Linked DNA regions of Homo sapiens: region 2 is linked to region 1. A link is an interaction called in ENCODE POLR2A ChIA-PET data of the cell type or tissue named here. Cell type or tissue: OCI-LY7. All regions are shown on one strand. Links, peaks and the distances in the headings refer to the core of each region. The heading gives the core; the rest is flanking DNA. Region 1 overlaps CAMSAP3 (calmodulin regulated spectrin associated protein family member 3). Region 2 overlaps LOC105372263 (a long non-coding RNA gene).

What was found. Peaks named below come from ENCODE experiments on the same cell type or tissue, not always from the same donor. Only the 100,000 strongest peaks of a DNase experiment are listed, where the experiment ranks them.
Region 2: POLR2A ChIA-PET joins it to region 1 with 5 read pairs; 1 of 35 experiments calls an interaction of 5 or more read pairs at or near these places.

What each region holds. Positions count from the first base shown.
Region 1 is chr19:7,599,573-7,611,174 of GRCh38, forward strand. It overlaps CAMSAP3 (calmodulin regulated spectrin associated protein family member 3), which reads left to right. Exons shown (of 17, transcript NM_020902.2): 2 at 5,654-5,907; 3 at 6,699-6,821; 4 at 6,904-6,999; 5 at 8,554-8,692; 6 at 10,904-11,043; 7 at 11,128-11,221; 8 at 11,305-11,359; 9 at 11,523-11,596. Among named protein-coding and RNA genes, the nearest start is that of CAMSAP3, 9.5 kb to the left of the region's middle. RefSeq lists enhancers at 5,319-5,820, 5,821-6,320, 5,871-6,165. In OCI-LY7, for the core only: no CTCF peak of the experiment used is centred there; a DNase peak (open chromatin) is centred at 6,309; H3K4me3 peaks cover 299 bases.
Region 2 is chr19:7,771,838-7,783,439 of GRCh38, forward strand. LOC105372263 (a long non-coding RNA gene) reads left to right here. Exons shown (of 5, transcript XR_001753858.2): 2 at 708-768; 3 at 8,318-8,500; 4 at 8,705-8,771. Among named protein-coding and RNA genes, the nearest start is that of CLEC4M, 14 kb to the left of the region's middle. In OCI-LY7, for the core only: no CTCF peak of the experiment used is centred there; a DNase peak (open chromatin) is centred at 6,444.

The DNA.
Region 1 (11,602 bases), core at 3,312-8,311:
TCCATCCATCCATCCACCCACCCACCTACTCACCGCACTCATCCATCCACCCACCCCACTCATCCATCCACCCACCCACCCACCCCACTCATCCATCCACCCACCCCACTCATCCATCCACCCACGCACTCATCCACCCACACACTCATCCATCCACCCACCCCACTCATCCATCCAACCACGCACTCATCCATCCACCCACTCATCCACCCGCCCATCCATCCACCCGCCCATCCATCCACCCACCCACCCACCCATCCACCCACCCACCTACCCACCCACACACTCTCCCACCCACCCATCCACCTATCCACCCATCCATCCACCCACCCATCCACCCATCCATCCATCCACCCACCCACCAACTCATCCACCTACCCACCCACCCACTCATCCACCCACCCACCCATCCACCCATCCATCCACCCGCCCACTCATCCATCCACCCGCCCACTCATCCATCCACCCGCCCACTCATCCATCCACCCGCCCATCCATCCATCCACCCACCCATCCATCCACCTACCCACACTCCCACCCAGCCATCCACCCACCCACCCTCCCACCCATCCACCCACCCACCCTCCCACCCATCCACCCACCCACCCATCTACCCATCCGTCCGTCCATCCACCCACCCACCCATCTATCCTTCCACCCACCCACCCACCCACTCATCCATCCACCCATCCACCCACCCACTCATCCATCCACCCACCCACCCACTCTCCCACCCTCGCACCCACCCACCAACTCATCCACCCACCCACCCACTCATCCACCCACCCACCCATCCACCCATCCGTCCACCCGCCCACTCATCCATGCACCCGCCGACTCATCCATCCACCCGCCCATCCATCCATCCACCCACCCACCCACCCCCTCATCCATCCACCCACCCTCCCACCGTCCCACCCATCCACCTATCCACCCATCCACCCACCCACTCGTCTACCCATCCATCCATCCACCCACCCACCCCCCATCCATCCACCCACACACCCACCCACTCATCCATCCACCAACCCACCCACTCATCCACTCATCCATCCACCCACCCACTTATCCATCCACCCACCCACTCATCCACTCATCCATCCACCCACCCACTCATCCATCCACCCACCCATCCACCCACCCTTCCATCCACCCATCCATCCACCCACCCACCCATCCTCCCACCCTTCCACCCACCCACCCATCCACTTATCCACCCATCCACCCACCCACCCATCTACCCATCCATCTATCTGTCCATCCACCTACCCATTCATCCATCCATCCATCCACCCACCCATTCATCCATTTATCCATCCATCCATCCATCCACCCACCCATTCATCCATTTATCCATCCATCCATCCATTCACCCACCCATTCATCCATTTATCCATCCATCCATCCATCCATCCTAGCTATGTTGTAGACCTGTGCTATTCAATATGGTGGCCACCAGCCAGATGTGGCTACTGAGTCACTTGAAATGTGGTTGATCAGAACCAAGATGTGCTGTAAATGTAAAATATACTCAGGGTTCCAAAGACTTGGTCCAAAAACAAACAACAAAAACCAGTGTAAAATATCTTATGAATAATATTTTTATGTTGATTACATGTTAAAATAAGAGTGGGATATGTCTTGGGTCAATGAAATATATTACTAAATTCTTATTGTTTCTACATATGTAATGTGGCTTCTAGGAAACTTGACGGCTCATTGGGCTCACATTATACGCATTATATTTCTTTTTTTTTTCTTTTTGAGACAGCATCTTGCTCTGTGGCCCAGGCTGGAGTGCCGGGGCACAATCTCGGCTCACCACAGCCTCCGTCTCCTGGGTTCAAGTGATTCTCGTGCCTCAGCCTCCTGAGTAGCTGGGATTACAGACATGCGCCACCACGCCCAGCTAATTTTTGTATTTTTAGTAGAGGTGGGGTTTCACCATGTTGGCCAGTCTGGGCACATTGTATTTCTATCAGACAGCAGTGTTCTGCTGTAAATAATGCTCAGTAAACATTTTAGCCAGGTGTGGTAGCACATGCCTGTAGTCCCAGCTACTCAGGAGGCTGAGGTGGGAGGGTCCCTTGAACTCAGGAGTTCAAGACCAGCCTGAGCAACATAGTGAGACCCCATCTCTAAAATAAAATAAAATAAAATAAAATAAAATAAAATAAAATAAATGAATAAATAAAATAAAAAGAAAGTGGGGCCAGGTGTGGTGGCTCATGCCTGTAATCCCAGCACTTTGGGAGGCTAAGGTGGGTGGGTTGCTTGAGGTCAGGGTTTGAGACCAGCCTGGTCAACGTGGTGAAACCCCATCTCTACTAAAAATACAAAAAGTAGCCGGGCATGGTGGTGCACGCCTGTAGTCCCAGCTACTTGGGAGGCTGAAGCAGGAGAATAGCTTGAACTTGGGAAGCAGAGGTCGCAGTGAGCCGAGATGGCACCACTGCACTCCAGCCTGGGTGACAGAGCAAGATTGTCTCAAAAAAAAAAGGAAAGAAAAATAGAATAAGTTTATAGTATAAGGCAGTGGTTCTCAACTGGTGATGATTTTGACACTTAATTGACATTTGGCAGTGTCTGGGGACATTTGTGGTTGTCATTACTTGGGAGGAATGTACTACTGACGTCTAGTAAATACAGACCAGAGATTTTGCTAAACATCTCACAGTGTACAGGACAGGACAGCATCCCCTGAATACAAAGAATTTTCCAGCCCCAAGTACCAATGAACCAAGGTGGAAGAACATCGGTGTATAATAAGTGTCTGATAAATGTCAGTGTAGCCCTAGCTTAAGGTTTTGGTGTTTTTTGTTTCTTGTTTTTCATCTTAAAGGCCCTGAAAAGTCCTGTAGGAAAGAAACACGTGTGATTTTGCTGGTGGGAGCAAGACGTGCCCAAGGCCGGGGCTGGGGAGGTAGAGAGGAGGGTTTGGATTTGGGAGATATCAGGAAGTTGAAAGCCAAGGACGCATTAAATGTGGGGTGAGGGCGTAAAGAAAGGGAGGGAGGGTGATTTCTCACTGCCTTGGGGGCAGGGAGGAGGGGAGGTGTGGGTGAGATGTTGAGAATTGTGGGAGATGCCCAGGGTGCAGTGGGGCCCGTGGCAGCCGCTGTTGCAGTCTTCAGGTGGCCCTGGAAGCCGTCACGGGGTAGGGTGGCCTGGGGTGGGGGTGGGGCATGTCCATTTACAAGGAGACGCCTGTGGGAGGAAGGTTTCTGGAAGAAGGAGGCACTGGGCACAGAGCCCAGGCGAGATACGGGCCCACAGATATGCTTTGGAGGTCCCTGCTGGCCTTGGGGAGACCGGAAGCCATGAGGGCAGCATCGAGCTCAGGGAAATTGAGGGAGAGGTGGAGGGGGGCTGGGAGGGCAGGGAGGAAGTGAGCCTGAAATACCTCTTCTTTCAAGGAGCCAAGATGAGAGGGGCAAAAAGAAGGTCCAAGTCTACATGCGGGTGGCGCGTTAAGTGGGACGGTCCAGTGTGGTTTTAGAAGGTGGGAAAGGAGCCAGGACAGGGAGGGACAGAAGGCAGCCAAGAGTGCCTGGGTCCTCACAGGTGGAGAAGTCCCGTTCAAATATGTTCTGAAGCACTAGAACCCCTTACCCTGTTCTTTCTTTTCTTTTTTTTTCTTTCTTTCTTTTTTTTTTTTTTAAGACAGAGGCTTGCTCTATCACCCAGGCTGGAGTGCAGTGGCGCAATCTCAGCTGGCTGCAACCTCTGCCTCCCAGATTTAAGCGATTCTCCGGCCTCGGCTTCCCGAGTAGCTGGGATTATAGGCGTGTGCCACCATGCCCAGCTCATTTTTGTATTTTTAGTAGAGATGGGGTTTCACCATGTTGACAAGGCTGGTCTTGAACTCCTGACCTTAAAAGATCTGCCTACCTTGTTTTCCCAAAGTGCTGGGATTACAGGCATGAGTCACTGCACCCGGCCCCCACCCCGTTCTTTCAAACACACACACAGAACCCCAATATACAAAACAAGTCTGGGCACAGTGGCTTACCCCTATAATCCCAGCACTTTGGGAAGCCAAGGCAGGTGGATCACTTGAGGCCAGGAAATTCGAAACCAGCCTGAGCAACATGGTGAGGCTTCCATCTTTATAAAAAAATTTAAAAATTGGCTGGGTGTGGTGGCACGTGCCTGCGGTCCCAGCTACTCAGGAGGCTGAGGCAGGGAGGATCCCTTGAGCCCAGAGTTCAGGTTGCAGTGAGCCATGATCGTGCCACTGCACTCCAGCAAAAACTCAAACAAACAGAGAAGGCTGTGCAGGCTGGGCGTGGTGGCTCACGCCTGTAATCCCAGCACTTTGGGAGGCCAAGGTGAGCAGATCGCTTGAGGTCAGGAGTTCAAGACCAGCCTGGCCAAAATGGTGATAACCCTGTTTCTACAACATACAAAAATTAGCCGGGTATGGCAGCATCGCACCTGTAATCCCAGCTACTTGGGAGTCTGAGGCAGGAGAATCATTCGAGCCCGGGAGGCAGAGGTTGCAGTGAGCCAAGATTGCACCACTGCCCTCCAGCCTGGGCGACAGAGAGACTCTTATCTCCAAAAAACCGCAAAAGCTGTGCAGATTAGAACAAGAGCTGGACAGATTCCCTGCTGTTGATTTCAGTCACCTCTTCCCCGACCCCTGCCAAGCCTTCCTGGCCTTCTCCTCTCCACTCTTGGTCCTACGTGGATTTCTGCCCCCAGCCCACTGTCCACCTGGGGCTTCCTCACGCCTCTTCCCATTGTCCTATTTAGGGACCTCAGGCTGTCTCTATGATGTGACCTCACCATCTCTCTAAGCCCCAGCCTTTCACATAATCTGCCTCAAGGATGTCCTCAAAGCCCCTCACATTCAATTTCACCCCTTCACCTCCCATTCCTCCTGCACCCAAGCTCAGTCATTACCCCTCTCTTCCCTCTTCCCCCTCAGACCCAGCAAGGTCCTGGCTACCTCCCTCTCTGTCCCTTGCCTCCTCCCTTCAATCACCAGGTTTACATCACTCAACTCCCTCGATGTGCCTGTGGTGTGCCCACCTCCCCTGCTCGCCTGTGTGCCCCCCACTCATCCCCCCCTGCCTGCAAGCTAAGAGAGGGCGTCCAGTTTGCTGGGTCTAACCCCAGTCCTGGTGTTGAAGAGTTATTTGGCCTGGGGCAAGGGACTTTCCTTCTCTGTGCCTCAGTTTCCTCCTCTGTAACATGGGGGTTGCCAATTGGGCCCTGGCTGCCTCCTAGCGTTGATGTAAGGCTCAGTGAGTCTACATTGGCAAGAGCAGGAAGGCTCTTAGGATTGCCGATGTTATTGTCTTTCCTGGGACCTACAAGAGCCAGTCCAGCTGGCCTGGTATTGGGGGTAGCCTCCCCTCCTTTCCACTCTAAGTGCCCATCAGCTCCCTGAGGCACCGTGTTCTCTCCCACCTGCTGGGCTTTGCATCTGCAGGCCCCTCTGCCTACAACGCCATCACCCCTTCCTCCAGCAAACTCCTGCACATCTGCACTCTCAGCCCAGATCCCCTTTCTCCTTTCCCAATGCCATCCTCCCTGGTCCAGACACACTCTTAATCCGGGCCATGTGGTGTGTGTGTGTGTGTGTGTGTGTGTGTGTTGTATCTGGTGACCCTGACCCCCGTGTTTCCCCTCTATGCCCCCACAGAGCACGTGCCCCCGGAGCTGTGGGAGCCCTTCTATACCGACCAGTACGCGCAGGAGCATGTGAAGCCCCCGGTGACACGGCTGCTGCTCTCAGCCGAGCTCTACTGCAGAGCCTGGCGCCAGGCACTGCCACAGCTTGAAACACCCCCCAACCCCTCTGCACTGCTGGCCCTGCTGGCGCGGAGGGGCACAGTGCCTGCTTTGCCCGAGCGCCCGGTGCGCGAGGCCGACCTGAGGCACCAGCCCATTCTCATGGTAGGCCCCGCCACTGCCTGTTAGACCACGCCTACCATGCTCAGCTCCTCCCCTCAAGCTCCTCCCGCCAGTCCTGGCTCCTCCCAAGTTCCCTCTATCAGTCTTGGCTCCTTTCAAGCTTTGTCGATTAAGCCTAGCTCCTCCCATCAGGCTTGGCTCCTCCCCCAGGTTCCTCCCACCAGGCCTGGCTCCTCCCCTCAAGCGCTATTAAGCCTAGTTCCTCCCACGAGGTCTGGCTCCTCCCCTCAAGCGCTATCCATTAAGCCTAGCTCCTATCAGTCTTGGCTCCTTCCCTTAAGCTATGTCCATCAAACCTAGCTCCTCCTATCATCAGTCTTGGCTCTGTCCCTTAAGCTCTGTCCATCAAACCTAGCTCCTCCCACCAGTCCAGGCTCCTCCCCTCAAGCTCTGTTCATTAAGCCTAGCTCTTCCCCCCAGCCCTGGCTCCTCCCCTCAAGCTCTTCCCATCAAGCCTGGCCCCTCCCATCAAACCCAGCTCCCCAAAAAGGCGCTACTCTGGCCCTTGAGGATTTGTGTACACAGCCCACCCTATCCTAACGCCTAGCATCTGACCTCAAAGTCCCACCCATCGTGCGTGGCTTTTCCGGGACCCCATTTCTTGTTCCTTCCCTTAAGGCCCCACCCATGAACCACTGGCCCCGCCCCCTCAAGCCCCACCCCCCCCGTCAAGTCCCTCCCATCTGCAGGTTCTTCCTTTTCCCAGGCCCTTGGGGGCCGAGGTGCGCCTCCTGCAGCTCTCAGGTCTCACCCTCTAGCGCTTGCCCCCACAGGGAGCCCACCTAGCTGTCATTGATGCCCTCATGGCTGCCTTTGCCTTCGAGTGGACAAAGACCCTGCCAGGTCCCTTGGCCCTGACCAGCTTGGAGCACAAGCTGCTTTTCTGGGTGGACACGGTAGGTGGGGTTGGGCCTGGGGTGGGTTCGGGGACCAGCATCGTCCAGTGGCCAGACCACTGACCCCCTCCCTGCCCTCCAGACCGTCCGGCGGCTGCAGGAGAAGACCGAGCAGGAAGCGGCCCAGCGAGCCTCTCCAGCAGCCCCTGCAGACGGGGCGGCCCCGGCGCAGCCCTCGGTGAGGCCAGGGCATAGAACCGTCAGAAGGATGGGGGACCGGAGATCTGGGAGGGCAGGGCTGTGCTTCCTGGACACTCCTGAAGTGGGGAGGGGGCTAGAGGTGACACACTCTCTCTTTCTTCCCCCCTCTCTCAATCTCTCTGTGCCCTGCCCGTCCCCTGTGCCGGTACCCGCTGCCCTCCTCTCTGCCTCTCTGGCCTCAGTGCCCTACGCGCTGGTACTGGAAGCTGGTTCCTGTAAGTGGGGCTGTCTGTCCGCCCCGTCTGCCTGCCCTGCTTGTAGCTCTGTCTGTCTGTATGTCTGTTTCTGCCTGCCTGTCTGCGCGCCCTCTCATACCTCCCCAAGCTGTGAGCAAAGGAGGTTGGACCCCAGTCCTGGGAGACAGGGAGAACCCCTCTGTGAACCAAGAGAAGGGTAGAATCTCGGCCATTAACTGAGAGGGCAGACCCCTCCCCCAGCGAACTGATGGGTGGGGACGAACTTCCCCTCCCGTTATTCAGAAGGGCAAGCCCTCCCCGTTCCCATTAATGAAGAGGGTGGGACCCCCTGAACCTGTCCCCCTTAGCCGAGGTGGGGAGACCACATAAATTTCTGAAGGGGGGACCTGCAGCCCATCACAAACGTGGATCCTGACCCTAGCAGGCAGGGCACCCTCTGGCCAAGGGGAAGACCCTCCAATGCAGAAGAAGATAGAATAACTTTCCTAACTGAGACCCCCAGCTTCCCTAGAGAAAAATCCCAGCTTTGAAAAGGAGGAGGAGGCCCATCCCTGAAGCTGGAAGTTGAAATTTCTCTCTTCCCTGAATGAGCTGTGTGACCTTGCAGAAGTATCTAAACCTCTCTGTGCTTCATATAAATTACTCCCATAGTAGATAAACAAGGAGGAAGTGGGGGAGGTTTTGGGCTGGCTGGCGTCCCCACCTTTGCTCACTCCTTCCCCCACCCTGGGGCCTGGGTTGGGAGGTTCCCTTCCTGCCTACCCGCTTCCTCTGCATCCTCTCCCCAAGCTGGGGGCCTGGGTCTTTTGTGGGAGGAGGATTCCCCGCATAAGAGGGGGTTCCTACTCTGTGGGGTCCCTTGGGGCTGGGAGGAGCTGGGGTTCGCGAAGCCGGCCAGAGCAGTCAGGGAGCTGGACGGCCGGGGCTCAGGACCAGGGTCAGGGCTACCCCCTCCCCCCCAAGGTGGGCTTGGGGGCCCAGCAGGTCAGCACCCCTCCCCCTTGCTGATGGCTGCTCCTCTCCCCCCAGCACGCAATTGCCTTCTGTTTGAAGGAGTCGGGGAGCAAACCCCCCATGGTAATGTATCCCCCGCCCCGGGGTCCCAGGAGTCCCTGTCCCCAGCCCCCGCTGCTGGCCTGGCTGCTCGAAGACATCTCCTCTGCCTCTTGCTGCTGCCCCTCCCCTGCTCCAGGCTGGCCCCCCAACTCTGTCTCTGGGACCCCCAGCTTCCCGCCCCCTCATGGCGGAAACCCCAGGCCTCCCTGCCCAGCCTGCATGACCGCTGACCCTGGGGGCCAGCCTGGCCACTCACCTGACCTGGCTCCCATCTGCAGATCCGATACCGCAAGGACCGTGTGGTGGCGCGACGTGCCCCCTGCTTCCCGACGGTGACCAGCCTCCAGGACCTGGCCAGTGGGGCCGCGCTGGCCGCCACCATCCACTGCTATTGTCCCCAGCTGCTTCGACTTGAGGGTGAGTAAATGGATGTGGAACAGATCTTGTGCCGGGGAGCTGGGCATCCTAAGTCCCAGCCCCTAGACCCTCCATCCCCAGGTCCGCGAGACCAGCAACGATGCAGTGGTCATGAGGGCAGCTTCCGGAACTGGCAGGCCTGAGTTTGTGTCTCTCTCTTCCCCAATGAGCTTTGTGACCTCACACAAGTATATAAACCTCTCTGTGCTTCCAGGAGTTCATTCCTGCAGCAGATGAAACGTATGGAGTGTGGACTGTGTGCCAGACCTTGTTTTAGGCACTGGGGATCCAGCCAGAATAGAGACACACTCCCCACTTCACAGACGGCTCTAGCTGGGAGAGAAAGATACTAAGTTTATCCAAAAGTACTTTTTTTTTTTTTTTTTTGAGACGGGAGTCTTGCTCTGTTGCCCAGGCTGGAGTGTAATGGCATGATCTCGGCTCACTGCAACCTCCACCTCCCAGGTTCAAGCCATTCTCCTGCCTCAGCCTCCTGAGTAGCTGGGACTACAGCCACACGCCACCACGCCTGGCTAATTTTTGTATTTTTAGTAGAGACGGGTTTCACCGTGTTGGCCAGGCTGGTGTCGAATTCCTGACCTCAAGTGATCTGCCTACCTTGGCCTCCCTAAGTGCTGGGATTGCAAGTGTGAACCACTGCACCCGGCCCAGAAGTACTTTTTGCATACTGGGTAGTCCTAAAGGCAATGGGTGGTCAGAAAAAGCTTTTTTTAAAAAAACTCTTTTTTCTTTTTTATTAAAAAAAAAATTATAGGGCTGGGTGTGGTGGCTCACGCCTGTAATCCCAGCAGTTTGGGAGGCCGAGGCGGGTGGATCACGAGGTCACGAGTTCAAGACCAGCCTGGCCAGGATGGTGAAACCGTCTCTACTAAAAATACAGAAATTAGCCGGGTGCGGTGGCGGGCGCCTGTAATCCCAGCTACACAGGAGGCTGAGGCAGGAGAATCGCTTGAACCCAGGAAGTGGAGGTTGCAGTGAGTCAAGACCATGCCATTGCACTCTAGCCTGGGCAACAGAGCGAGACTCCATCTCAAAAAAAAAAAAAAAAAAGTATAAAATAGAGATGGGGTCTTGCTATGTTGCCCAAGCTGGTCTTGAATCCCTGGGCTCAAACATCCTCCCACCTCAGCCTCCCCAAGTGCTAAGATTACAGGTGTGAGCCACCACACCTGGCCCGGAAAAGCTTTTTGAGCTGAGGTCTTGGGGGAGAGTGTTCTAGAAAGATGCAAAGGCCTAAGGCAATAGTCACCAACTTTTTGGCTCCAGGGACCGGTTTTGTGGAAGACAATTTTTCCACAGATGGAGGCAGGGAGGTGGTCTTGGGATAATTCAAGCACGTTAATCTTTATTATGTACTTTATATCTAATACGTTGTAACATAGAATGAAATAATTCTACAACTCATCATCATGGGGAACCAGTGGGAGCCCTGAGCTTGTTCCTGCAACTAGACGGTCCCAGCTGGGGGTGATGAGAGACAGTGACAGATCATCAGGCATTCGATTTTCATAAGGAGGGTGCAACCTAGATCCCTCACACGCCAGGTTCACAATAGGGTTCGCGCTCCTGTAAGAATCGAATGCCGCCGCTGATCTGACGGAAGCGGGGTTCGGGTGGTCCTGCAAGTGACGGGGAGCGGCTGTAAATACACTCACTGCAGCTCACCTGCTGTACGGTTCAGTTCCTGACAGGCCACGCCCCGGGGGTTAAGGACCCCCGGCCTAAGGACGGTCTATCATATAATTCACCTCGGCCGGGTACAGTGGCTCACGCCTGTAATCCCAGCACTTTGGGTGGCTGAGGCGGCCGGATCATGAAGTCAGGAGATCGAGACCATCCTGGCTAACACGGTGAAACCCCATCTCTACTAAAACCACAAAAAATTAGCCTGGTGTTGTGGCACACTCCTGTAATCCCAGCTACTCAGGAGGCTGAGGTGGGAGAATCACTTGAACCCGGGAGGCAGAGGTTGCAGTGAGCTGGGATTGCGCCACTGCACTACAGCCTGGGTGACAGAGCGAGACTCCATCTCAAAAAAAAAAAAAAAAGAATTCACCTCTCGAAGGGCACCTGGCAGAAGCTGGGCTCATAGGAGGTCTTCCGTGTGTGGGGGACTGCTGGTCCCTGGCTTCCCTGGGGCCCCATCCTCCTCCTCATAGAGTTGGGGACCCACTCCTCCTGTCCCCACAGAGGTGTGCTTGAAGGACCCCATGTCTGTGGCGGACAGCCTGTACAACCTCCAGCTCGTGCAGGATTTCTGTGCCTCTCGCCTTCCTCGTGGCTGCCCCCTGTCCCTTGAGGACTTGCTGTACGTCCCACCGCCACTCAAGGTAAGGCCATCCTGGGGCCTCCTGGGCCGAGGCGGGCATCTGGGGCCAGGGGTCCCGTCTGCTGACCCGGCCTCCCACCTCCAGGTCAACTTGGTGGTGATGCTGGCCGAGTTGTTCATGTGTTTTGAGGTGCTCAAGCCCGACTTTGTGCAAGTGAAGGACTTGCCCGATGGTCACGGTGAGGCCCTGGGGGCCTGGGGGCCGGGTCGGGGGCGGGTGGGAGAGCCAAACCCCCGCCTGACCCTCTTCTCTGTACTGCAGCTGCCTCCCCCCGGGGCACTGAGGCCTCCCCACCTCAGAACAACAGCGGCAGTAGGTACGCTCCCCACACTGGGCGAGTCTCTGGCATTGTGGGTGTGGGGCTCCATGTCTGCCTTGCTGAGCACTGGGACGCAGCTGGGTGATGCTGTTGTCTCCCCCCGGGGAGAGGCGGAGGAGGAGGTGGGGGTCCTGAGGCTGAAGTACGTCTCTCCGTACAGTTCTCCTGTCTTCACCTTCCGCCACCCGCTTCTGTCATCTGGTGGCCCCCAGTCCCCACTCCGAGGATCCACAGGTGAGG
Region 2 (11,602 bases), core at 3,352-8,351, 170 kb after region 1:
GAGGTCAGGAGTTCGAGACCAGCCTGGGCAACATGGTGAAACCCCGTCTCTACTAAAAATACAAAAATTTGCTGGGCGTGGTGGCGCGTGCCTGTAATCCCAGCTACTCAGGTGGCTGAGGCAGGAGAATCGCTTGAGCCTGGGAGGTGGAGGTTGCAGTGAGCTGAGATCACACCATTGCACTCCAGCCTGGGCGACAAGAGGGAAACTTGGTCTCAAAAAAAAAAAAAAAAAGAAAAAAAAGAAAGCTGGCTCCCTCCCCATTCTCTGATCTGAAGAAGTTACTCTTCCTAGCTGCAACCTCTTTATCATATTCCAGATAATCCACTTGTCAAATTTGTTTAAAATCTGTTTGGCAATCCTTCAAAAGACTGTTGAAAATCTATTTGTGAATAGGTGGAGCACAGAGGATTCTTAGGGCAGGGAAACTACCGTATGATACTGCAACATCACTACACATTTTTTCAAATCACAGAATGTACAACACCAAGAGTAAGCCCTGATGTAAATTGTGGACTCTGGGTGACAATGATTTGTCAGTGCAGGCTCATCCATTGTAACAAATGCACCACTCACTCTGTCGAAGGATGTTGCATAAAGGTTGTTAATAGTGGTACAAGCAAGTTGCTCAGATATTACCTTGTGTTGGTGCTCTCCAAGGCTCAGCCCTACCCAACAAAATCTTATGCGTTGATATTTAATTTTAGGGGGCAATTGGCAGAAATGTCTATCAAGGCGAATGTGAATGTTTTGGGGAAAACGTCAAAGGTAAGCAAATCACCGTGGCCTGCTGCAAATGTTTAACAACCAGCTCTCAGGAGGGAAAGTATCAGTGCTTTCAGAAAACTTAAAGTACTTTTCAGAAAACTTAAAGGCCAGGAGAGAATGGGATGATATATTCAGAGTGCTGAAAGAAAGAAACTGTCAGGCGAATGATACTGCTGTAATCCTTTGCAGTGAGTCACTAAGTCCAGCCCCACTCAAAGGGGTATAAGAATGTGTGAACATACGTTAAAACCTCCATGCTAATTAGTAAGTATTTGAGGGGGAGGTGATACTTTGAGGTTACGGATCTGCTGCAACTCGGCTCTTGCCTCATCAGAGGAAAGAATTCATCCAAGAAGAGTAAGACAGAAAGTGAGACTGAGGCAAGTTTTAGCGAAGGAGTGAAAATTTATTAAAAGGTTTTACAGCAGGAAAAACAGGAAGTAAAGTACACTCTTGGAAGAGGGCCAACCAGGCAATTTGAGAGATTGAGGTGCTCAGTGCGACCTTTGACTTGGGGTTTAATGTGCTGGGATGCTCTGGAGTTTCACATCTCTTCTCCCCTGATTCTTTCTTGTTGAGATGGAGTTTCATTCTTGTCACCCAGGCTGGAGAGCAATGGCAGTCTTGGCTCACTGCAGCCTCTGCCTCCCGGGTTCAAGCAATTCTCCTGCCTCAACCTCCCGAGTAGCTGGTATTACAGGCACCTGCCACCACGCCCAGCTAGTTTTTTTGTATATTTAGTAGAGACGGGGTTTCGCCATGTTGGCCAGGCTGGTCTCAAACTCCTGACCTCAGGTGATCCACCTGCCTCGGCCTCCCAAAGTGCTGGGATTACAGGCGTGAGCCACCACGCCTGGCCTTCCCTGATTCTTTCACTGGGGTGCGCTGTCTGCATGCGCAGTAGCCTGCCAGCACTTGCGGGGGGCCACGTGAACAGTGTATTTACTGAAGTTGTGCACATGCTTATTTCAGGTGTTTTTCCGTTACCAATCTAGTGGTCCTAGAGGAAGGTCATATACCAGGTAAACTCCACCCACCAGGTGCGGTGGCTCACACCTGTAATCCCAGCACTTTGGGAGGCCAAGGTGGGTGGATCACTGAGGTCAGGAGTTCAAGACCAGCCTGGCCAGCATGGCAAAACCCCATCTCTACCAAAAATACAAAATTAGTGGGGCATGGTGACATGCGCCTGTAGTCCTGGCTATTTGGGAGGCTGAGGCTCGAGAATCACTTGAACCCAGGACACAGAGGTTGCAGTGAGCTGAGATTGCGTCACTGCACTCCAGCCTGGGAAACAGAGCAAGACTCTGTCTAAAAACAAGCAAACAAACAAAACCTCTACCGATTGCCTCTTGGTGCACATGCTTGAGCTGACTTGCCCGGCTCCTGAGATCTTATCAGGAAGCTGCCAATCACCAGCTCCAGGTGTTTTCTGTCTATTGGGAGCCTGCCTTTCCCTAGGACCAGCGGCCCAATTATTATTTTAGAGAAACAGTTTAACAACCACCTGATCATCACCTTGTAGCAGGGGGGCGTCTCCCACCGGGCTCATGTCTGCCTACCTACCTACTCCCTACTCTAAATGGGGAGACTGGGCCGGGCGTGGTGGCTCACGCCTGTAATCCCAACACTTTGGGAGGCCGAGATGGGTGGATCACGAGGTCAGAAGATCGAGACCATCCTGGCTAACACGTGAAACCCCATCTCTACTAAAAATACAAAAAATTAGCCAGGCGTGGTGGTGGGTGCCTGTAATTGTAGCTACTCAGGAGGCTGAGGCAGGAGAATTACTTGAACCCGGGAGGCAGAGGCTGCAGCAAGAAGAGATCACGCAACTGTACTCCAGCCTGGGCGACAGTGTGAGACTCCATCTCAAAAAAAAAAAAAAAAGGCCAGGCGTGGTGGCTCACACCTGTAATCCCAGCACTTTAGGAGGCCGAGGCAGACGGATCACGAGGTCAGAAGAGATTGAGACCATCCTGGCTAACAGGGTGAAACCCCGTCTCTACTAAAAATACAAAAAATTAGCTGGGCTTGGTAGCGGGCGCCTGTAGTCCCAGATACTCGGGAGGCCGAGGCAGGAGAATGGTGTGAACCCGGGAGGCGGAGCTTGCAGTGAGCCGAGATTGCGCCACTGCACTCCAGCCTGGGTTACAGAGCGAGACTCCGTCTCCAAAAAAAAAAAAAAAAAGCAATTTGGGAAGGGCTGAGCTTTGGAGAGTGCCAAGACATGGTGATAGCTGAGATTCTTTGTGGCCCTCAAAGAAATAGTTTTCTTCCCCTTGGGAGCAATGTTAACCCTGTTGAGGCACGGAAGAGAGTATGAAAAGACAAAAAGAGAGATTCTATAGTAGAGAAACCTGGCAGATACCACCTTAACCGAGGCTAGCATTGTCAATAAAAGGCATGTTCACGTGGATATCATACACACACCCCCATAGGATGTGACTAGAAAGGCACCTAGCCTTTGTGATATTCTTTTTTTTTTTTTAGATGGAGTCTTGCTCTGTCACCCAGGCTGGAGTGCAGTGGCTCGATCTCAGCTCACCGCAACCTCCACCACCCAGGTTCAAGCGATTCTCTGGCCTCAGCCTCCCAAGCAGCTGGGATTACAGGCGTGTAATTACAGGTCCGGCACCACCATGCCCGGGTAATTTTTGTATCTTTAGTAGAGACAGGGTTTCACCATGTTGGCCAGGCTGGTCTCAAACTCCTGACCTCAGGAGATCCGCCCACCTCGGCCTCCCAAAGTGCTGGGATTACAGGCATGAGCCACTGCACTTGGCCTGTGATATTCTTAACTCCAAACTAACAACCTCGCTCTAACCATTGGAGAACACTAGAAAAATCCGAATCAAGGACCATTCAATACATGCCTGATGAATACTCTTCAAATCTGTCAATATCGTGAAAGACAAGAAACCTGTCAGCATTTGCAGGAGATGCAGGAGAAGTGATGACTGATACGAGCTGAATTTTGTCTCCCAACAACTTCATACATTGAAGTCCTAACCCCCAGTACCTCAAAATGTACTTGTATTTGGAAATAGGGTCTTTGTAGAGATGACTAAGTTAAAATGAGGTCATGAGAGTGGATTCTAACCCAATATGACTGGTGTCCTTTTTTTTTTTTTTTTTTTTTGAGACAGGGTCTTGCTCTGGCGACCAGACTAGAGTACGGTGGCACAATCTCAGCTCGCTGCAACCTCCACCTCCAGAGTTCAAGCGATTTTCCTACCTCAGCCTCCCGAGTAGCTGGGATTGCAGGCATGCACCACCATGCCCAGCTAATTTTTGCATTTTTTAGTACATGTTGATCTCAATCTCCTGACCTCAAGTGATCCTGCCGCCTCGGCCTCCCAAAGTACTGGGATTACAGGCATGAGGCACTGCGCCTGGCCTATGATGAACTGTCCTTCTAAAACGGGGAAATATGGACACAGGCACATACAGAGGAAGACAGCTGAAGACACAGGGAAGAGGGGACCAGATATAAACTAAGAAGAGACACCTGCAGTGGATCCTTCCCCCACAGCCCAGAAGGAAGTAACTCTGCCGACACGTTGATCCTGGACTTCCAGCCTCCAGAACTGGGACAGAATGGATTTCTGTTATTTAAGCTCCCCTCTCCCCAGCCAGTGGTGCTCAGTTACTGCCGCCAGGCAAATTCCATCACTACCTGAATGCAGTGTGGGATCCTGGATGGGATCTTGCCACAGAAAAAGGACACCCATGGAAAAACTAATGAAATCCGAACGAGATCTATAGTTTCTAGTTCAGAGTATTGCACCAATATTAATTTCTTCACTTTGACATATGTACAATGGTAATGCAAGATGTTAACATCGGCTGGTTGTGGTGGCTCACACCCATAATCCCAGCACTTTGGGAGGCCAAGGTAGGTGGATCACCTGAGGTCAGGAGTTTGAGACCAGCCTGGTCAATATGGTGAAACCCCGTCTCTACTAAAAATACAAACATTAGCCAGGCATGGTGGCACCCGCCTGTAATCCCAGCTACTCAGGAGGCTGAGGCGGGAGAATTGCTTGAACCCGGGAGGCAGATGTTGCAGTGAGCCGAGATCACGCCATTGCACTCCAGCCTGGGCGACAGAGCAAGACTCTGCTTCAAAAAAAAAAAACAAAAACAAAAACAAAAAGATGTTCACATTAAAGGAAGCTGGGCAAAAGATATAGAGAAGGCTCTGTACTATCTTTGCAACTTATCTGTAATCTAAAACGATTGCAAAGTAAAAAGTTTGAAAAAAGACTCAATAAACCTATTTAGGATTCCACTCTTTAGGATTCCACTTATATGAGCTACCCAGAGAAATTTATAATGAAAGAAAGTAGAGGCCAGGCGCGGTGGCTCATGCCTATAATCCCAGCACTTTGGGAAGCCGAAGTGGGTGGATCATGAGATCAGGAGTTCGAGACCATCCTGGCCAACATGATGAAATCCCGTCTCTACTGAAAATACAAAACTTAGCTGGGTGTGGTGGCAGGCACCTGTAATCCCAGCAACTCGGGAGGCTGAGGCAGGAGAATGGTTTGAACCCAGGAGGTGGAGGTTGCGGTGAGCCGAGATCATGCCATTGCACTCCAGCCTGGGTGACAGGAGGAGACTCCATCTCAAAAAAAAAAAAAGGAAGAAAGAAAAGAAAAAGAAAAAGAAAGCAGAATGGTGATTACCAGGGACTGGGGAGAAAAAGGAATAGGACTTAGCGTTTCACAGGGACAGTGTTTTAGTTTGGAAAGTTGAAAAATCCTGGAGATGGATGGTGGTGATGGTTGTACGACAATGTGAATGAGCTTAATCCCACTGAACTGTACACTTACAAATGGTCAATGTTATGTTATATATCGTTTACCACAATTTTTAAAAAAAGCTCTATCAAAAAATCTATTTAGGATTTTTATTGGGATGAGCATTTGTTTTACTCTAGGATTTTTTTTTTTTTTTTTTTTGAGACGGAATTTCACTCTTGTTGCCCAGGCTGGAGTGCTATGGCACGATCTTGGCTCACCACAACCTCTGCCTCCTTTGTACTTTTAGTAGAGATGGGGTTTCTCCATGTTGGTCAGGCTGGTCTCAAACTCCCGACCTTAGGTGATCCCTGCCTGCCTTGGCCTCCCAAAGTGCTGGAATTACAGGCGAGAGCCACTGTGCCTGGCCTACTCTAGGATTTTTAGGATGGAGGAAACCCATTCAATGATTAGGAGAGACAAGAGGTGGAAATAAAGGTTGTATTACTTAGGGGTCCTGGGTAGGGAGGGCATGGCACTTCCAGAGGCCACAAACACACATATACACACACACACACACACACACACACACACACACACACACACACACACAGGTCAGGGAGAGCTTTTGCAGGGAGACAGAGGGGAAGCAACCAGTGTGACAATGCCGTGATTAGGTCCAGGGTGTTATCCACACAGGTTTCCCTCAGGGAGTTTTAATTGGTGGGTTTCATGGAAGCAGGCGTGAGTCTCAGGAGGTCAGGCTGTGACTGAGAGGTGGTCACTGCACCATATCTGCAGTCCGTGTAAGATGTGGATGGGTGGTGTGGGGGCCTGCAGAGCCAATCAATAGGCTGTGTCCAGCTGCCCCATAGGCAGGTGGTCATCGGGGGGAAGTTGGATAAAGCAGATCTGGATCAACCACATTGAGGAACTAGGAGCAGGTGGGGAACTGGAAACTGTGTCAAGGCTGACTGAGCCCTGTTTTTGGAAGGAGAGTCAAACATATTCAGAAAGGGGCTGACGCAACACAAATTAGAGGAATTCACTACAGCATTCGATTTATAAATTCATTTTGGAAGAAATAGCCTTTCTGAAATACTGAGTGTTTTGGGGGGAAACTCATCCTGTGTCTTTCTTTATTCAGATCTTAGTTAAGCATGGGAGATTTACCCATATTCTTCTTACGACTATTCTTTAATGTTTAAAAGCTTTTCTTGCCCTGTGAACAGGGTTTGTTTTCTCCTGCGTTTGCAAATACTCGTTACTTCAACCAAACAAAGCTGCTCCTTTTATAGAGAAATCTTGCTGTGAGCTCTAATTACTCCTGAAGTTAAGCCTCTAGAACTTCCTAGATACGTGATTATGGCTTCAAACTACAGTCAGCTTTGACTCTTGCTTTCAATATATTTATAGGTCTTATTTATTTATTTATTTATTTCTGTCTCTCTTTTTTTTTTTTTTTTTTTTTTTTTGAGACGGAGTCTCGCTCTGTCTCCCAGGCTGGAGTACAGTGGCGCGATCAAAGCTCACTGCAACCTCCGCCTCCCAGGTTCACACCATTCTCCTGCCTCAGCCTCACAAGTAGCTGGGACTACAGGTGCCCGCCACCAAGCCTGGCTAATTATTTTTGTATTTGTAGTAGAGACGGGGTTTCACCGTGTTAGCCAGGATGGTCTCGATCTCCTGACCTCGTGATCCGCCCGCCTCAGCCTCCCAAAGTGCTGGGATTACAGGTGTGAGCCACCGCGCCCGGTCTTTTTTTTTTTTTTTTTTTTTGAGACAAGGTCTCGCTCTGTTGCCCAGACTGGAGTGCAGTGGCACAGTCATGGCTCACTGCAGCCCCAAACCCCCAGGCTCAAATCCTCCCACTTCAGCCTCCCAAGTAGCTGGAACTACAGATGTGCACCACCACACCCGGCTAATTTTTGTATTTTTTGTAGAAACGGGGTCTCCCTATGTTGTGGAGGCTTGTCTTGAACTCCTGGGCTCAAGCAGTCCTCCCACCTTGACCTTCCAAAGTGCTGGGATTCACAGACGTGAGCCACTGTGCCTGGGCTTCTTTTTATTTTCTTACTGCATTGGGAAAACAGCAAGAGGGCCATCTTTATTTTGTTCTTGACTTTACCAAATGCAGTTCTCATATTTAATTATTAAGGAGTTTCTGTAGGATTGTGGAAATTGCCCCTTATCCCACCAGTATCAGGCAGCTAGGGGCTGTTGTAAGCAACTACCATGAACTGGGAGGCTCCAAACAATGCTAATTTATTATCTCACAGTCCCGGAGGCCAGAAGTCTGGAATCAAGGTGTCAGCAGGGCCATGTTCCATCTGAATCATGTAGGGGAGAATCCTTCCCTGCCTCTCCCTAGATTCTGGTGATTGCCTGTTGGGAGCCGAAAAGGCCAAAGGGATCGTGACCAACTCAGCATTCCACTGGAAGCTGTATGATCAAACAGCAAAGTGTTTATCATGAACGCAGGATGTGGGCAAACTCACGACTGCGCCTACCGCCAGAAGGTTTGCTGAGGGCAATCACTCCCTGGCACCACGCTCACTGGGGTTATCTACTGGGACATCTAGAGCCTATTGCTCGAAGAATGCAGCCTTGCAAGCCTGCTGTAAATCAAGCCGCTGACTGACAACCACCCCCCGCCCCCATCTCCTTTACCCAATAAAATGCAAAGGGGTCTAAAGCTCAAGGTACTTGTTCACTAGAAAGAAGCAAGGAGCCCCCCGACCCCTTCTTCCAAATATACTCTTTTGTCTTTATCTTTATTCCCACATTCATCATCCTTTGTTCAGTCCAACAGGGATGGAATCCGTGGCAAAGTGGCGACCCAGAACAGGGACTTGAGGACGTTGCAAAGTGGCTTCTGAACACAGAGACCGGAGGACGTGAACGAAGAAGGTCGGCTGGAGCAGAGGAACCGAAAACGACAAGATGAATGGGGACCCCGAGACAAGCCTGCCAGCAGCGGATATAAGGTCAGTGCCCTAAAGAAGTACTGGGAACGGGAAGTTTTCTGAATCAGGGTAACATGCGGCAGAATTTGTCTGTTGAAGAAAAACATGTGCACTTGCTTCAAGTTCTGTTGAGACAGTCTGGAGCTCAGGTTAATTCGCAGATACTAACCAACCTCCTGCAGAAGCCACAAATGGTTATTAACGCATAACCCATGGTCTCCACAGGCAGGCACTCTTGATGTGGAAAACTGGAACAGAGCGGGAGAAGGATTGAAACATGCTCATCAAAAAGGTCTTAAAGTTGATTCTTCTGCTTTCTGTACTTGCAGTCTAATTCGTACTGTACTTATGCCGTTATCTCCTTATTATTCTGCGGGACAGCAGGCTGAGTCTAAAAATCTGAAAGAATCTGTTGTCCCACCCACAGCTTCAATTGAAAATAAAAAACAGGAGAGGGAGGATAAAAATTGGCCTATACTGCCTCCTCCAGTTGCAGAAACATCTGTGCCGCCTCCTTCGGTAGCAGGAATAGAGACCCCAATACAAAGAATTTTACGCTCTGCTGCCATAGCTGGAGAGCCCTCAGGACCTTGTGCTTTTCCTATTTCCGTAAGGCCCGATTCAAATAATCCACAGCAGTTTATTCATGAACACACCCCACTAGAGTTTAAGTTGTTGAATGAATTAAAAACCAGTGTAGTTAATATCGGGGTACAGAGCCCATTCACTTTAGGATTGCCAGAATCTGCATTTGGTGCTATGCGTCTTCTACCCTTTGATGTAAAACACTGGGCTCGAACTTGCTTGTCTGCTAGTGCATATCTGACATGGAATTTAAATGGGCAAGAAATGTGTACAGACCAGGTTAGACAGAATCGTGCTGCTGGACACGGAGACATCGCAGAGGATATGCTATTGGGTAATGGCCCTTATTCAGACCTGGAACATCAAATGGAACTAAACGCGCCTGGGCCACAATTCCTGAAGAGGGAGTCCCAGTACAATCCTTTTTACCTTTCATGGAAGGGTCACAGGAGCCCTCTGCACAATTTCTTGCAAGATTACGAGAGGCAGTGAAGTGTCAGATTCCTCATGCCACTGCCGCAGAGGCGCTAACCTTAACTTTAGCTTCTGAGAATGCAGACGCAGATTGTAAACGTGCACTGGCACCCGTGAGGTGTACTAAAAACTTGGGAAATTTTCTCAGAGCTTGTCAGGATGTAGGAATTGAGCTTCATCGCTCTGCAATGTTAGCGGAAGCAATGGCTGATTTAGTAGTTGACAAATCTAAAAGGAGCCAAGGATTAAGCCCTCAAGTGGGAAAATGTTATAATTGTGGAAAAACTGGACATTTTGAAAAAGAATGCCGCCAGATCTCAGGACAGAGAGGACCTTATAATGCAGTACCCCCCCCCTCAGTGGAAAAAACGCCAGGACTTTTATTTACTTTTATTTACCCAATAAAATGTGAAGGGCTTTAAAGCTCAGGGCCCTTGTTCAGTAGAAGCAAGAAGCCCCCGACCCCTTTTTCCAAATATACTTTTTTGTCTTTATCTTTATTCCTGCATTTATCATCCTCTGTTCACTACAACAGGGATCAAGGTCAGTGACAGTTGCCGACAACCTTTGGCATTCCTTGGCTTGCAGACCCTTTGCTCGACTCTCTGCCTCTTTTGTCACGTGGCTTTCTTCCCTCTTGCCGTTTTACATAATCTTCTCTCTGTACCTTTCTCCTCCTCATATAAGGACATAGTGATACTGGATTAGGGACCACTCTCATGACCTCACCATAATGTAGTTACATCAGCAAAGACCCTATTTCTCGGCTGGGCACAGTGGCTCACGTCTGTAATCCCAGCACTTTGGGAGGCCGAGGCAGGTGGATCACCTAAGGTCAGGAGTTCGAGACCAGCCTGACCAACATGGAGAAACCTTGTCTCTACTAAAAATACAAAATTAGCCGGGCGTGGTGACACACACCTGTAATCCCAGCTACTCAAGAGGCTGAGGCAGCAGAATCACTTGAACCCGGGAGGCAGAGGTTGCAACGAGCCGAGGTCTTACCACTGCACTCCAGCCTGGGCAACAGAGTGAAACTCCATCTCAAAAAAAAAAAAAAAAAAAAGACCGTGTTTCCCAATTTTAAAAGTCACATTCACAGATACCAGAGGTTAGGCATTCAGCATGTCTTTTTGGGAGCTATAAATCAACCCACTAAACCACGGACATCTTTATTTGTTCTTCATTTTACCTAAAATGTTTCTCATATTTTAGTGTTATGTAAGATATTTCTGTAGGATCCCAGAAATTACCACTTCTCAAATTAAGAAAGCTTTATTCTGTTCTCTCTTTATTAAGCATTTAGTTTTTGTGCCTGTCTTCATTTTTAAATGAATAATGGGTATTGAATAGATATATCTCATAAATGTAATGTAGAGAGGACAAAAACAAGTTACGGAAGGATATAGACCATGTGGTAACACTCCTGTAAAGTTTTCAGATGTGCAAAACAAACCAGCATAGGTCAGGCATGGCAGCTCATGCCTGTAATCCCAACACTTTGGGAGGCTGAGGTGGGTGGATCACCTGAGGTCAGGAGTTCAAGATCAGCCTGACCAATATGGTGAAACCCCGTCTCTACTAAAAATACAAAAATTAGCCAGGTGTGGGGGAGTGTGCCTGTGGTCCCAGCTATTCAGGAGGCTGAGACAGAAGAATTGCTTGAACCTGGGAGGCAGACGTTGCAATGAGCCGAGATCGTACCACTGCACTCCAGCCTGGGTAACAGAGTGAGACTTCTTCTCAAAAAAAAAAAAATCCAAAATATTGTCCTTGGGTACATGCATAATTATTTTAAATAGGATAAACACCAAGTTTGGGAGGGCAGTTACCTTGGGGAGGGGAATAGGAGCAGGGTGGGGTACAAGGGACCTCCACTCTATTTGTTATGATTTGTTACGTAATGATGCTTTACTTTTAAGGTGATCTGAAATACATGAAGATGTCAAAACTTGAAAAAGCCGAGTGAAAGGCATAGCGTTTATATTTGTTTCTACAAACCTCTTTGCATGCTTCGTAATAAAAAAGCAAAGCCAAAATTCAGAGCGACAACCAATGTGCCAC